Regions from separate parts of the Homo sapiens genome. Here all the other regions are linked to region 3. The links are chromatin contacts, found by Hi-C or POLR2A ChIA-PET in ENCODE. All regions are on one chromosome and are shown on one strand. Each heading gives the region's core, a stretch centred on a gene start or an enhancer-like site at or near the end of the contact. The rest is flanking DNA. Distances are from core to core; before and after follow the strand shown. Region 1 holds the start of ZC3H14 (zinc finger CCCH-type containing 14). Region 2 overlaps EML5 (EMAP like 5). Region 3 overlaps ZC3H14 (zinc finger CCCH-type containing 14).

What was found. Hi-C counts contacts between places; a loop is a spot of excess contacts on that map. ChIA-PET counts read pairs that join two places held with the same protein, here RNA polymerase II (POLR2A). Pooled maps may share reads with other maps.
Region 1: a loop to region 3 is called in a map of endothelial cell of umbilical vein, with 2.0 times the contacts of the local background. The contact joins the promoter of ZC3H14 here to the enhancer-like site in region 3. A Hi-C loop is called at or near these places in 7 of 168 maps with a recorded cell type or tissue (A673, HepG2, MCF 10A and 4 more), 10 of 37 single-sample maps with no recorded cell type and 8 of 50 pooled maps. POLR2A ChIA-PET finds 5 or more read pairs at or near these places in 5 of 52 experiments (GM12878, IMR-90, K562 and 2 more).
Region 2: a loop to region 3 is called in a pooled map, with 2.3 times the contacts of the local background. The contact joins two enhancer-like sites. A Hi-C loop is called at or near these places in 3 of 37 single-sample maps with no recorded cell type and 2 of 50 pooled maps. POLR2A ChIA-PET finds 5 or more read pairs at or near these places in 1 of 52 experiments (activated T-cell).

What each region holds. Positions count from the first base shown.
Region 1 is chr14:88,561,683-88,564,382 of GRCh38, reverse strand. It overlaps ZC3H14 (zinc finger CCCH-type containing 14), which reads right to left and starts at 1,346. Exons shown (of 17, transcript NM_024824.5): 1 at 1,214-1,346; 2 at 690-732. The coding sequence starts at 1,249. RefSeq lists a silencer at 848-1,557.
Region 2 is chr14:88,666,557-88,669,256 of GRCh38, reverse strand. All of the region lies in intron 21 of EML5 (EMAP like 5), which reads left to right. Among named protein-coding and RNA genes, the nearest start is that of ZC3H14, 100 kb to the right of the region's middle. RefSeq lists an enhancer at 683-862. Within about 2 kb of position 1,318, at least 6 of the 41 ENCODE cell types and tissues checked have a DNase peak (open chromatin) inside an H3K27ac peak, as active enhancers do.
Region 3 is chr14:88,612,189-88,614,888 of GRCh38, reverse strand. It overlaps ZC3H14 (zinc finger CCCH-type containing 14), which reads right to left. Exons shown (of 17, transcript NM_024824.5): 17 at 1-2,700. EML5 (EMAP like 5) reads left to right here. Exons shown (of 44, transcript NM_183387.3): 44 at 1-2,458. Among named protein-coding and RNA genes, the nearest start is that of ZC3H14, 51 kb to the right of the region's middle. Within about 2 kb of position 1,253, at least 6 of the 41 ENCODE cell types and tissues checked have a DNase peak (open chromatin) inside an H3K27ac peak, as active enhancers do; they include PC-3 and endothelial cell of umbilical vein, where a contact is called at or near this core.

The sequences.
Region 1 (2,700 bases), core at 97-2,596, 51 kb after region 3:
CCAGGATTCTCGTAGGGATTATCCTGAGTTAATACATATACAATAGTTAAGCACAGTACCTGACCCAGAGTAAACACTCAAATTATAAAAGAATAAAGAGACGGAAAAAGCCTTACTGTTTCAGAGAGAGAGGGAAAACATAAAGAGATCGGAAAATAAAACTCACTGAACCATTACAGAAGCAAATGCCAGAAAGCATCAAACATTCACATCCAACATCAGAGTTCTAAAAACAAATGTCAAGAGGAAAGTAACAAGAATAGGAAACTTTAAACAGGCATGGTGGCTCACACCAGTAATCCCCGCACTCCCAGCACCTAGGGAGGCTAAGGTCAGATAATTGCTTGAGCCCAGGAGTTAAGACCAGCCTGGGCAACGTAGCGAGACCCGTCCCTAGAATTTAAAATGAGAGAGAGAGAGAATAGGAAAAACATAAAATAAAATTCGGTCAAACAGAGCCTTAACGGAGGAAACTAAATTTCAAAACACCATAACAGAAGGAGGTTTGGGAGAAAAAAAACAAGGTTGCAAAAAGATGATAAAGAAGTAACCAGGGAGTATAAGATTTGAAGAAGGTAGAAGGGAGTCTCTCCCAATGTCCAAAGTACGGTGAGAAATACGCATTCACTAAAATTCTATTAGCTGCAAACTCTAAATTCTGTAAGACTAACAACCAAAAAAACACTTACCAACATAAGCTCCTAATTCTTGTAATTTCCCCTTAATGGCACTCTGAGAGAAAAAGAGCAAACGTGCATGTGAGAAAGGCGGCTCTAGGAAAACAAGACCGGACTCTGCAGCGGCTGAGGCCACTTTGCTGGTGCGCGCACCTCGGATCCCCCGGGCGGGGGCTGGGAGGAGCCTCGCCTGCACCGCCCCCCACCCCGCACCCCACTCCAGCTCCAGCCCCAGCCCCGCGGCGCCCACCTCCCGCAGCGGATCCAAAGCGGCGCCGTGCGCCGCGGTGGTGGCTCCAGCCGGGCCTGCGCCTGTCCTTCCATTTCCCGGCGGCTACTTCAGCCGCAGCCACGCTCCGAGGCCGCAAATGTCCCCAGGGCCGAGGCGGCCTGGACGAGGAGGAGCCGCAGCCCGCCAGGAGCGTCCAGCGGAGGCCAGGCCGCGGCGTCCACCCGGGCCCACAGTCCCCGTTACTCCTGACAACCGCCCGCTCGCCGAGACCTGGCTTCCCACCCCCGACCGGCACGGGCCTCACCCGGATCTTGCGGCTGATCTCGGTGCCGATCTCCATGGCTCTGCGGCGTGCGGGAACTCAGCACTGCGCGGCGCTTGGCTTACCCGGAGGCTGCCGCGGACTCCTACCCCGCAGCCGGGACACCACCGCCTCCTCCTCCGTTCCGCCCCCGGCCGCGCACACGGCGTATCCCCGCCCCGGCCGGCACTGCGCGCCGGAGTGAACGCGCATGCGCCCGTGTCCGCGCCTGCGCACGCCTTCTACCCGCGAAACCTGTGCTCAGGCAAGGAGGGCGGCGGCGTGCGCGTGCGGGTGGTCTTGCAGCTCCGCCTCCCGGGCACCTCGGGGACCTTTCGTTAGTCTCTCTGCTGGCCCTCCGCTTATTCATTTTATTCTCTCTTGGATGGTAAGAATGAATTAAATGTGTAGCAGAAAGATCTTGGGCTGTGATATGAGACGCGAGTTCAAATCCAGCCCTCACTTACTGTCAGTATGGTATCGGTCCAGGTATTTCAACTTTTCTTACCTGTAAAATGGAGTCTGCCCATTAGAGGTTGCACTGCAATTACCCTTGAAGGGAAAATGGACTATCCAGAGCAACAGAGCCAATCCGTCAACTCTTTGACTCTGCAGTACACTGGCCCTCCTGGGTTTGGTTCTGCCTTCCTTCTTCCAGGGCCACCCGTGGCCTCTCCCCGAGACGAATCCCATCCTCCTGCTTCTCTGAACACCCTCCGTGGGACAACACTTTTGTTCTTAGGACTTAAGTTGTCAACTCTGTGCTGATAATGACCGAATTTTCCATCAGCCTTGAATTCTCACACAAACCCCACTCCCAAATTCTAAGTAACTACTCTTATTTTCTCCCAACTCAGCGCTTAGACAGAAGTCGCCTTCATCTCCCCTTCCTCCACTCAATAGGTTACTACTGTTGATTCCCCTATTTGTATCAATAGCCGAATTCTCCCTATCCCTGATCACAAAACCTGGGAAACAGAGGAAGCACAGAGAGGTCTCCTTTCTCCCTCATATCCACTAATTCCTGAGAGTGGTCTCTGTTATCCATTGCTGCATAACAGATGACCACAAATTTAGCAGCTTAAAACACAAACGTTTATCATCTCATGGTTTCCGTGGGTCAACCTCACTGGGTCCTCTGCTCAGGGTCTCACAAGGCTACAATCGTGTCAGGCAGGCTGTATTCTCATCTGGAGGCTTGACTGAGGAGGAATCTATGTTCAGGCTCATTCAGGTTGTTAGCAAGAATTCATTTCTGGCTGAGTGCGGTGGCTCATGCCTGTAATCCCAGCAGTTTGGGAGGCTTAGGCTGGCGGATCACTTGAGACCAGGAGTTCGTGACCAGCCTGGGCAACATGGCAAAAACATGTCTCTTCAAAAGTACAAAAAATTAGCTGGGCGTGGTGGCATGCACTTCTAGTCTCAGCTAGTTGGGAAGCCGAGAGGGGAGGATTGCTTGAGCCTGGGAGGCAGAGGTTGCAGTGAGCCAA
Region 2 (2,700 bases), core at 69-2,568, 54 kb before region 3:
AAGTGGCCACTGAGAATCTGTGCAGCTCTATGCTTGGGACTCAAGGAACTGGTGGCATGGGCTCACGGAGGGGATCTCCTGATCCACCAGTTGCACAGATCCATGGAAAAAGTGTGGTTTCCCGGGCAGGATAGCACAATCACTCACTGCCTCTCTTGGCTGGGAGTAGGAGCTCCCCTTGTCCTGTGCAGCTCCCAGGTGGGCTGTCACTCCACCCTGCTTTTCCTCACTCTCCATGGGTCATGCCAACCACCTTGTCAGTCCCAATGAGAGAACCTGGATACCTCAGTTGCTGGTGCAGGATTCACTTGCCGTTTTCGGTCTTCTTGGTGGGAGCCTCTGACCACAGCTGTTTCTAGTTGGCTTTCTTGGCCCCTCCCCTTCCAAATGTGGCTTTTTTGCTCTGGGTTTCTGCTCCCCTTTTAATTTTGATAACTAGAAAATGTTTCTAATTTTTCAATGATCTCAGCTATGAATTTTAAAGGATACTTACTATATTAATCTTCCCTTAAACTCAACTTTCTACCTGCTTTATGCCTGCACCCAACCAGCAGAATAAGCATTGAGTAAAACAGGGAACTGTGATAATTGACCTCACTACTATTCTGTTTCTCTTCCCTCTTTTGTAGCAGAACTCCTCAAAATAGTTGAGGCGCCCTTCTCTGTGTGTTCACATGACAGTAGCTCCATAACCCACTCCAATTAGGCTTTTTTCCCTACTTGTCCATTTAACCTGCTGCCAATCTGTTGATCACTTCCTGGTTCTCAGTGTATTCACCTCACAGCAGTTTGTGACACAATTTATCATTCCCTTTTTTTTTTCTGAAATACTTTATTCACTTGTCTCTGGAACCCGTGCGTGTCTGTTTCTTCTCTCTACTTCACTGACTCCCTTTTTCTGTTTCCTTTGCTAGTGCTATCTCTTCTTCCTGCACTCTGCATTTAGGACTGCTCCAGCGCTTCTCCCCGGACTTTTCTTTTCATATGTACACTCACACTTTAGATTCAGTCGGTCACTGTCCAGTCAGAAGATGAGACTACAAGGCTTATTTGAACAGTGGGAATTTAATAAAAAGAATTGCTAACTAGCAAAAAGTGATTACCTACTGAAAAAGCCTTAGAGGTAGCCACCATAGAAAGCAGCAACCCTAGTACTAAGGGAGAGTGAACAAGTTAAAGGTGATTCAGACCTGTTTGGAAATGGTGTGGCTGCCACCAGAACATTCAGTGAGCTTGTGGCGAAAAAGCTTGCCAGAGGGTGCAGCCCTCAGTGGAACAGTGAGAGTAGTCACTTGGTGAAGGAGAAGCTTGCCAGAGGCAGCAGGCCAGAGCTGAATGGTCAGAACCACTGCTTGAAGAGCTTAACCTAGGGCAAAATCATTGAACTGTGAGGACTCCTGCCAGAGAATCTTCCTGAAGTCCGCAAATTGCAGCTAAATTGTTAGAGCCATTACAGTGATGGTGGAGAAACTTGCTGAAAGAGGCAGTTGGGGCTGCCACTCTGGTGAATGCCATCAGGCCCCCTTCATGCCAGTGCCCGGGCTCTGTTAGTAAAACAGCACACTGGAGGAAGGGAGTCACTTCTGTTTTGGCCTTGTAGTGTCTCTCCAGCTCCCTCTACTGGCAAGCTAGCAAAAAAGTCTGTGAGGCCCAAAGTGGCAGATTTGGAACTGAGAGGCAATAAATTAATAACCAGCACAGTCTTCCCCTCTGGCTAGTCAGGATCCACATGAACCTTTATACACACATTTGAACTTCAGTACAATCACAGAACTAACCTTATGTTTCTACCCAAAGAGATGCAGCTACCCTTGGTACAAGTGAAGTAGTTCTCACCCCTAAAGAGAGAAGACCTACGCTATTCTCAAATTTAGTCACGGTCTTATATTCTTTTAACACAAGGAATATTCTTTTAACACAAAATTGTAAAGTTAACCTCCAACAAACTTGTATAAAATATGAAGGAGAAAAAGGAGAGAAAAGTCAAATAGTTAATATACACAAATAAAGATATACATATAACAAACATTATATGCAGCTCCTGAAAAGGATTCATATATTAAATTGTCTCCTTCATGTCTTCACTTGAACTTCTCATAGGCATCTTTAACTTAATTTGTACAGAACTAAGCACTGGTGGTTCCTCCTCTAGTTTATCCCATCTCAGTAAATGGCATCACCACTCAAGCAAAACCATGCCCTTGACGCCTTTCACCCCACATCCAGTTGGTCAAAGTTCTGCCAGCTCTATCTTTGAAATATATCCAAATCCTTCCTCTTATCACCTCCACTGCTGCCACCCAGCTCCAGGTCATCATCATCTCTTGACTCTCAAATCTGAGAAATCACATCTTAGATTTCTTCATTTCCAATGTATGCTTGATAATTAAATGACTACTTGTTCTCAACTTATGCTATAACTTTTCATTCTGTATATACCCTGTCCTTTCCTCATCAGATTTCATACAAGATACCAAAATCCTTAGGGCTTTTGAATATGTTTGCTGCAACCCTTGCTGTTAGGGTAAGCCCTTTTTTGTGTTTATCAATGCAGCACTAACCCTTATTTTTACGAATGTTAACATCATTAATGACATTAATGAACGATATTAATTTATCATTAATAATAAAAATATCATTTCATATATGGTTCTGAAACGTATATATACAGATGTATCTTCCTACCTTTAATAATGGCCT
Region 3 (2,700 bases), core at 4-2,503:
AAATTTTTATAGCCTTTTTTCTATTGGGAAAATTTGTTTAGATGTGTGCCACTCCATAGGTTTATTTCCAAAATGAATGAGCCCAACTCCATTTGTAAAAACTTGTCAGTTAGAATTCCTTTTTTTAGTGGATTAGGGCTGAATTCTTAGATCCTTATTTCTTTTCACTTTAAATGCTGCCAAAGATCACTACTCATCATTCAGGAATTCGCTGTCTAGCCTATCTGTAGTTTCCTGAAGATTGAAAATTATGTAGACTGCTATTTAAAAATATATTTTTCTAAGTGTGAGGTTTAAGATGCTGTATTGACCCTATGAGTTTTTAATGTGTTAATTATCTTTATAGCATAATAGATCGCTTTAGGTTCCTGGAATCCCATTTGGTCTGACAGGATATATGAAGATTCTTAATACCTATTTTCTGTGTCTAATACTTGGTTAATACTAAAAATAGAAATGACTAAATTACATCACAGAAAGCATAACCAGTGATTGAACCTGGTAGTTTTAAAGCTCTAAATAGCTGTGGCTGAAGGACTGATTATGGGGCTAAGAAGCTTGAAACGTAAGTTGGTACTTGTTCATCAGTGGATTCTCCTAAATTAAGCCAAATTTTGAAATACATGACTATTAAGTTTCTACTCATGTATTTACAGTCAGTCAATAAATTAAAGGAGGAAAAAAATCCCTGAACAACCTGCCCATAAAAAGAAAAATACTCTACATTTGAGCCTGCTGCAGTTTTAAATTTTCCCTCTGGGTCAAGTTTGCCAGCTTTTGGCTACAGAGAAATTATATTTCCATTACAGTGCAGGTAGAAACTCTGTAACCTTAAGCATGTAAACTACATAGAATAAAACTGTTTCCACTGCATTTCTGTCCTTCAAAGTGGCCAACCTGATTAAGTCAGCCTTAATCACTGCTGCTGTCAGTTTCACGACTAAAGGTCATATTGACTAAGTAGTCATCAGCTGACCACCTCGCTGTATCAGCCAGCAACGAGGGGAAGGTGAAGAAACATGATAGGCCATATAGAATCTGCCCTATGTTTACTTTTTTAACCCAGATAATTATTTTTGTGTGCAGTATCTAAGCTCCTGATTGTGTAACCTGGGACTTCTGGCACCTTTTGTTCCATTCATTTTATGTATAAAATGCATGCCAAAGCACACTGTGCCCTCTGGTACCCTTGCTTCCAATCGCCAACCATGCTCATTTCCTTCCTTTTTTTGTGGTCCCTTTTTGTGGTGATCATTTTAAACCACGTCATCCAACAAATGTTTTATGGTCAACCTTAGCTTGTTCATAAGCCATAGCAACTGAAAGATTAAACTCTTAAATATGTGTCTGGGCAGTGGCTATTAAATAGCAAAAAACAATCAGATTTTAGTATTTTATTATTTCCTTGTAAAATGGCTGAACTAAATTAAACCCTTGTTTCCCATTTGTTCTATAATTTATAGTGAAACTGAGAACAAAACTATCTTTATAAATGATAGCTAAAAGTATTTCCAGATATTTAAACAATTTAAAATAAATTTCTTCTGCAGAGATGCAAAGCATCTCAACACTGGAATGAACAAATGCCTTAAATTCAATGGAGTAAACCTTTAGAATGAAGAGGAACTGTCATTTCACCCAAGCCGAAGACAACAGCCTTATGCACTTGTGTGCTCTGTCTTTGCTGCTTCTCGTGTTTCAAGCCTTTCCTGTGGGATCAGCACAGCAAAGTGCAACTTACCAAATGGTTTAATGACTGGTTAATTCTTTCTTCTCCCAATGGAAAAGCAATGGCAACACAACAGTAGACTGCTGGCTTGACAATCTTAAACGTGAGCCTTTGCACATGTAGGTTTATCATCATTTGAGTATACGACTAAGCAAGTCAATGAACTTTTTTTTTTTTTTTAGCAGTTTAATTTGGTCCTGAGAATGTTGCAGTCTTTATTACCCCTTTTGCATTAATCCACTTTTCTAACCACCTTTTAAGCTTTAATTTTTAACACTATACACCAAGTCTTTGAAATCAGTGATCTGTTATTTAACTCTAAAGCATTTGACACTTCTTGCCTTAACAGTTTTAAAAACCACACACAAAAAAACTCTGTAAGTAATACAGTAGGCCAAAAGTTTCATCCTATCTATCTTGCAGTTTACCTATCTGATCTGATCTCTGTAATTATAGTTCTGTCATTTAAAATATACTATTTAAATCTAATTTTTACATTTCAAAAATTATCTTCAGTAGTAACTAAGTATATTTTCTGTGGATTCTGAGAATGTTATTTTTCAGAATGTGAGAATATATATGTACATTTATAATCTTGTGACTTTAAAGTCTGTTTTCAGATACAGTATGTAAATACTTGTAAAAAAATTTGTATAATTTTGTGATAATGTAGTTTCCCAAAAAAATTATTTAGAAGGCATTATGTTATTAGTAAATGAGAGCACTGTATAGAACTGTTCCTATTTTCTGCACTTGCCATTCCAGCTGCCTCCACTGTCCATACCCACCTCATTCATCCTGTCACAGAAGGCAGGAAAACTGGGAACTTTACCAAAGTAGCACTCAGCCTGAGAGGCCTGTATAATCATGCTTTTCAAACTAAATTCACTTAAAAATTAAAAAGCAGAATTGAATATTTTAAGCAGCCTCAGTACCTTTGGCCAATGCTGTTTTCATGGTGGATTATGAAC